Linked DNA regions of Homo sapiens: region 1 is linked to region 2. A link is a contact called in ENCODE Hi-C or POLR2A ChIA-PET data. All regions are on one chromosome and are shown on one strand. The core of a region is the stretch at or near the end of the contact, and the rest is flanking DNA. Distances in the headings are between cores, read along the strand shown.

What was found. Hi-C counts contacts between places; a loop is a spot of excess contacts on that map. ChIA-PET counts read pairs that join two places held with the same protein, here RNA polymerase II (POLR2A). Pooled maps may share reads with other maps.
Region 1: a map of B cell shows a loop between it and region 2 (3-fold over the local background). The contact joins the enhancer-like site here to the promoter of ODF2L in region 2. A Hi-C loop is called at or near these places in 3 of 168 maps with a recorded cell type or tissue (B cell, breast epithelium and posterior vena cava), 4 of 37 single-sample maps with no recorded cell type and 4 of 50 pooled maps. POLR2A ChIA-PET finds 5 or more read pairs at or near these places in 1 of 52 experiments (activated CD4-positive, alpha-beta T cell).

Annotation. Positions count from the first base shown.
Region 1 is chr1:87,060,413-87,063,689 of GRCh38, reverse strand. The region is part of intron 1 of HS2ST1 (heparan sulfate 2-O-sulfotransferase 1); the gene reads right to left. Among named protein-coding and RNA genes, the nearest start is that of LINC01140, 68 kb to the left of the region's middle. Within about 2 kb of position 1,714, at least 3 of the 41 ENCODE cell types and tissues checked have a DNase peak (open chromatin) inside an H3K27ac peak, as active enhancers do; they include B cell, where a contact is called at or near this core.
Region 2 is chr1:86,394,544-86,398,147 of GRCh38, reverse strand. It overlaps ODF2L (outer dense fiber of sperm tails 2 like), which reads left to right and starts at 1,825. Exons shown (of 17, transcript NM_001366781.1): 1 at 1,825-2,115. RefSeq lists an enhancer at 1,851-1,900.

The DNA.
Region 1 (3,277 bases), core at 465-2,964, 670 kb before region 2:
AAGCCCCAGCAAATACAATCTCAGTAGAGAAAATGAAGATACAAAAAAAGAACCAGGCCGGGCATGGTAGCTCACGCTTGTAATCCCAGCATTTAGGGAAGCCGAGGCGGGTGGATCATGAGGTCAGGAGTTCAAGACCAGCCTGGCCAACAGAGTGAAACCTTGTCTCTACCAAAAATACAAAAATTAGCCAGGCGTGGTGGTGCATGCCTGTAGTCTCAGCTACTCAGGAGGATGAGGCAGGAGAATCACTTGAACCTGGGAAGCAGAGGCTGCGGTGAGCGGAAGTCACGCCATTGCACTCCAGCCTGGGCAACAGAGCGAGACTTTGTCTCAAAAAAGAACCAAATGGAAATACACGAACTAAAATAAAAAGCTCAGTGAATGGGTTCAACAGCAGAATGGAAGAGATGAAGAAAAGTTTAATGAACTGAAAGAAAAAACAAAAGAAATTACTGAACCTAACAGCAGTGGGAAAACAGACCAAGAAAAGGAGAAACAAAAACAAACAAGAGCTCAAGAAACTGTGGTCTAGAACAAAAGATCTAACATTGGTGTCACAGAGTCTTAAAAGAATAGGAGAAAGAAAGCAGGGTTGAAAAGTGCTCAAAGAAATTATGGCTGACAACTTTACACACTTAAAAAGAGACATAAACATTTAGATAGAGAAGCTGAACAAACTCCAAATAAGGTAAACCCAAAGATATCCATGTCAAGACATATCATAATCAAACTTCTGAAAACAAAAGACAAAAAAAGTCTTGAATGCACCTGTATGAAGCCTACAAGAGAAAACTGGATTAACAGCAGATTTCTTATCACGAACCATGGAGCCAATAGGAAGTGGCACAATGTTTTTCAAGTGCTGAAATAAAATAATCGTATACCTAGAGAAAATAATTTTCAGGAATGAAAGGGAAAGTAACTCACATGAAAGAAAATTAGCATTTATTGCCAGTAGACCTACCCTAAAAGACTGGCTAAAAAAACTCTATAAATAAACAAAAAGGAAAAGATAAAAGAAGAAATCTTAAAACATCAGAAAGAACAAACAAAAAAATGGAGAGTAAAAATATGTGTAAATACAATAAACTTTCCCTTTCCTCTTGAGTTTTCAAAAGCAAGTTTGACAGAGAAAGCAAAATTATTACGGCATTCTGTGATGTGGCTCTAAATGAAGGCAGAGCAAATATTTAAGACAATTACATTGTAAGTGAGGGAGAATAAAAAGACAAAAGTGGAGGTAAGGTTTCTATACTTCACCTGAATTGGTAAAATGATACCAGTGAACTGACAGGTGACATTTATATAATAAAATATGTAAAACAAGCATGAAAAAGACTATATAAAGACATTAAACTCAAATCAAAATGCAATTCTAAAAAAAAATATAAGTAACCCACAGGAATGCAGAAAGAGAAAACAGAAGTGAAAAAAACAGAACAGAAGACAAATAAATAGAAATGTCAAGGGAAATTTTAAAAATACATTGACATGAATGAAAATGAAAATAAGCAAATCAAAATTTGTGGGACACAGTTAAGGCAGGACTGAGAGGGAAATTTACAGCACTGTATGCAGACTTTAGAAAAGAACAGTCTCTAATCAATAATCAAAGAAGATATACAAATGACTAACAAACATGAACAGATGTTCAACATCATTAGTCACTGGGACATGCAAATCAAAACCACAACAAAGTACCACTTCATACACACTAGGATGGCTATAATTAAAAACAGATAAACCAAAAACTTAAAAAAAAAAAAAGAGAAAAGAATAGGAAAATAACAAATGTTAGTGAGGAAGTGACAAATTGTAACCCTCATACATTGCTGGAGGGGATGTAACATGGTGAAGTCATGATGAAAAACAGTTTGGCAGTTTCTCAAAAAAGTTAAACAGAATTACCAAATACCTCAGTAATTCTACTCCAAGGTATATACCACCCCAGAGAACTGAAAACAGGTACTCAAATACTTATAAATGTTTAAAGCACTAACTCACTATAGCCAAAAGGTAGAAACAATCCAAATGTCCATCAACAGATGAATGAACAAATAAATTGTGGTACTATATACAGAGCAATAGAATATTATGCAACTATAGAAAGGAATGAAGTACTCATATATGTTAGTAATACAATATAGATGAACATCAAAAATATGCTAAGAAGCCAGATACCGAAGGTCATATATAATTAGATTAATATGAAATATCCAGAATAGGTAAAAATGAAACAGTATATATTAATATATTGGTGGTTGCCAGGGAATGGGGGGAGGGAGAAATGGAAAGCACCCGATTAACGGTGATGGGGTTTCCTTTGGAGTAATGTTTTGGAACTAGATAGAGATGGTGCTTGTACAATATTGTGAATGTTCCAAATGCCAGTGAATTGTTCCCTGTAAAATGGCTAACTTATGTTTGTTTCACTTCAAAAAAATTACCAAATATTGAGATCTTATAATACAGGTTCATTTTAATAATAACATTAAAAACAAATTATAAAATATTTAACTGTTTATAAATTAGTCATTTATTCTCAATTTAACAATATTTATTGAGTATCTTCATGTACAATAAATTTTTGTAGGCCCTTATTAGACACATCTTTTAAACAAACATAATGCTTCCACATTAAATATATGTTAATCCTTAACATTCTGAAAATACATTACAAAATAAATATCAAATTTTCTTTCACAACTTCATCTGTGATAAGGTTCTCACTAAAAATATATTGGAGTTAATGCTCCTGAGATGATCTATTAGATAAAAACATTAAAGTAATTATTAAATACCCCATCAATCCAAAAAACACCAATTCTTTTCTTTTTGTGTTATTGCTAAGGTTACTACGTTAAAGGAATATGAGTTATATTTTACTAAATGTACTTGCCAAGCTTGGCTATGGCTATACTTTTCTACAGTTATTACATTAATTTAACAATGTGAAATCCTTATAAGTTATAACCTTCTTTTATTATCAATCTGAGAAATACACTAATCACCTACATGAAAAAATAGTATTGGTAATAGCTAACATTGAATTCTCACTATGCTTTAAGTGTTTTATGTATATCATCTGTTACACCCATGCTGTGTTGTGGTTTATATACATCATATCATGAGAGGCAGAATTATTATCCCCATTTAAATAAGAAAACTGAGTCTCTTTAAGTGATCACCAGCTGTTTACTGATGTCAGGATACCATTACAGGTCAATGTGACTCTAGAGCTCATGTTCCACATTATACTGATTGTCTGAGATTT
Region 2 (3,604 bases), core at 576-3,075:
AATCACTGCCCCTATAATTGAAATGGATAGTCTGCTAAGATTCTACTTAATTTGTACAGCAAAAAATTTACCAGAACTAATGAAGAGACCTGAATGTCATAACCTTAAAGGAGATTTACAGCATCTTGACATTGGCTTTTTGACTCATGGCTATTATAATAGGAAGACAAAGTGGAAGCCTTTGGAACTGCCCTTATCTACTAAAAGATTAAACCAAAGGCAATACCATAGTCCTAGGGGAATTCCAGTGATTAGTGGCACTATTAAAGAGTGCAAAGATGTAAAGGTGGTGATTCTCCATCACACTTTCATTTAACCTTCTGTTTGTCCTCTGCAAACAGGTTATCTAAAATGTTGCTTTTTAATTTTGAAGTATTATTTGTATTCAAGTATCTTTATTCTATTTCATTGCCTGCTATTTTTACATTCTAGTCCCCATTTGTTGCCATGAAGATAGAAATCACAATTTCTACCCAACACTGTAGTGTTGCATCCTGCACACAAACGTACTTTAGTGAGCTCATATGTTTATGTTTATGTATCATCTATGGCTTTTCTTGGTAAGACAATGGCAGAGTTAAATAGTATCACAGAGACCATATGACCTGCAAAACCTATTAATAAAATATTATCTGGCTGTATGAGCACATTTTCATACTGCTATAAAGAATTGCCTGAGACTGGGTAATTTATAAAGGAAAGGGGTTTAATTGACTCACAGTTCAGCGTCGCTGGGGAGGCCTCAGGAAACTTACAATCATGACGGAAGGTGAAGGGGAAGCAGGACACCTTCTTCGTTAAGGAGAAGTGCCCAGTGGAGGGGAAAGAGCCCCTTACAAAACCATCAGATAGCTTGAGAACTCACTAGCATGGGGGTAAACGGCCCCCATGATTCCATTACCTTCATCTGGTCTCTCTCTTGACACGTGGGGATTATGGAACTGCCCCCATGATTCAATTACCTTCACCTGGTTTCTCTCTTGACACGTGGGGATTATGGGGATTACAATTCAAGATGGGATGTGGTCGGGGACTCAGAGCCTAACCATATCACTGGCCCTTTACTAAAAAATTTACTAATTCTGTCTCCCGCTTTAAATTATGAAAGGGACAATTACAGTACTGGTGGAAAAACATTGCTGGAGTGCTTTAGTGAAACCAATTATTTAGGTAGCAGCATGCCACGGTTATGGCTTAGTTGACAGTTACTCTACTTGTGAACTTCATAGGTTGGTGTACGATTCTTAACATGAATATTAAGTAGAGGCATTGAATGAAGATATTTTTCCAATTAAAATCTTGCTTTGCTTCTTCAGGACTTTATAAACCAGACCAGCTGGCTGTGGCACAGATACGAAAGACTTTGAGACCCTGAAGGCACCTTGCAGAACATCCTCAGGCTTCCTCATTTAACAGGAAAAAACCTGAGGCCCAGGGAGGCATCTCAGCTAAAAATACTACTATACATTTAAAAGGAGGTTTCTTCCGGTCGCAGTTGCCTTCACGTTTTCAAATCTTCTCTTTAAAAAGCAAAAGCAGGGCACAACCAGGCCAAGCGCCAGAAAACTCGGAATTGGCTTTATTTCCTTTTTTTCTAGTTGGGCTCGGTTATGATTTTCGGTAACGTACACAAATGCTGTCCTTGTCCATAAACAAACGCTTAAAAAAAAATGTTTACCCGAGAAACAAGGATAGACACGAAGCTGCCCTCCCTGCCCCGTTCCTCACCCTCTCCAATAGCTATAGGCGCTGCCCGCCGTCCCTAACCCGGACCAATCGGCAGCCTGCTGCGGGCCTGACGGGAGGGGTGGGGCCGCCGTTGCCAGAGAAGCCACTAGCCGGTTACTAGCTGCGCTTTTGTTCCACTTGAGCGGGCACTCTTCTGCGGCAAGCAGGTCTAGGAATTCGCCTGGTTCCCACCTCGCGTCCCTTGCCTTCCTTCCTAGTCTACCCACTGTAGTGCCCCCTGCGTCCCGCTCCCTCCTAGCCGACTCAGAGCACAAGAAGGATTGCCACGGTTTCCATTGCAGCAGCCGTGGCGCCTCTGACCCTTTTTTTATATCGCGGCGACGGCGGGCTGTCGTCACGACGACGTGCGGACGCAGCGGCGGGGGCGTAAGTACGCCTTTTGGGTTGGGGGCGACTTTGTGGGGAGCCTAGCTGCTGCTGGGCGTTTACCGCGGGAGCCCTTAGCGGTCTGGAGGTGAGGGCAGTGGTGGGTCCCGGAAGTAAAAGGCCCTCGCGCCCACCCAGCCCCCTCCGCGCAAACCCTCCACCTCCCTCAGGCTGACTACCTGGCCTGGGAAAAGGGCGGCGAGACTCACTCTTAGGAAGGGTGTGGTCCCCGGGACATCAGGGCAAATGTTAGCGTGAGGTGGGCTTGTGCAGAACGAAGTCCTGACCGGGCCGTTCCTGGATATGGTTGCATTTCTTTCAGAAATAGTGACCTCTTAATCATTGGGCTGGTTTTTAATCGCCCATCATGTGATATATCAGATTGTAGGAAGCCCTGGGGGCTTCGTAAGTGAGGTATATTACAGGAATCCTCAGGAAATAATTCCTTCTCCAGGATTCCTCTAGGTTCCAGCCCCTATAGGCGACCCCTGTAGTGCGGGATTGACCTAGGGTCGTGGAGAGTGCTAAAGGCCGACTTGTGTTCAGTCCCAGCTCTGCCACTGAACCCGCTGTGTGGCCTTGTCTAGGTCACTGAACCTTCCTGGATTCCTTACTGATAACTGTAACAGTAATCATCACTTTGGGGTGGTTGTAATACGAGATTAAGTAAACGCAGGGCCATTAAGGTGGCACCGAATGTAGGTGGTTAGTGAGTGGTGGTGCTTGTTGTTTACTGAGAATAACCATACTGGGGCTGCTGTTGGGGATAAAATCTATTTCGAAGACAGTTTCCTCATCACGCAACGCATAGTACGGTTTCAAGTGTTTTTGAATGAATGAGGTTCTTGGAGTTTTAAGTGCAACTGAGTTAAGGTTAAAGAAACAAACCGGGCCGGGCGCGGTGGCTCACGCCTGTAATCCCAGCACTTTGGGAGGCCGAGGCGGGCGGATCACGAGGTTAGGAGATCGAGACCATCCTGGCCAACACGGTGAAACCCCGTCTCTACTAAAACAAATACAAAAAGTTATCCGGGCGTGGTGGCGGGCGCCCGTAGTCCCAGCTACTCGGGAGGCTGAGGCAGGAGAATGGCGTGAACCCAGGAGGCGGAGCTTGCCGTGAGCCGAGATCGCGCCACTGCACTCCAGCCTGGGCGACAGCGCGAGACTCTGTCTCAAAAAAAAAAAAAAAAAAGGAAAAAGAAACAAACTGCAGAAAACCTGTCTGCTTTTGAAATTAGTTTGATATTCTGCTTATAGTAAGAATGTCATGATCATGTTTATGATTTGCTTTTTGCTTCTCTTTTTCATCTTCTTATTTCACAATGGATGTGTATTTATAGTGTAGTTTTTCTATCCCAAAAGTTCCTTGTGACAAACTTTAGAACAATGGAATTTAGTGATCTGGTCGCGGTCTGCTCTCTCTCTTTAGAATTGTAGTCTGTGCTTTTAGCTAGCTCATTCATCACTCATTTCCTTGTCCAGAACAGTT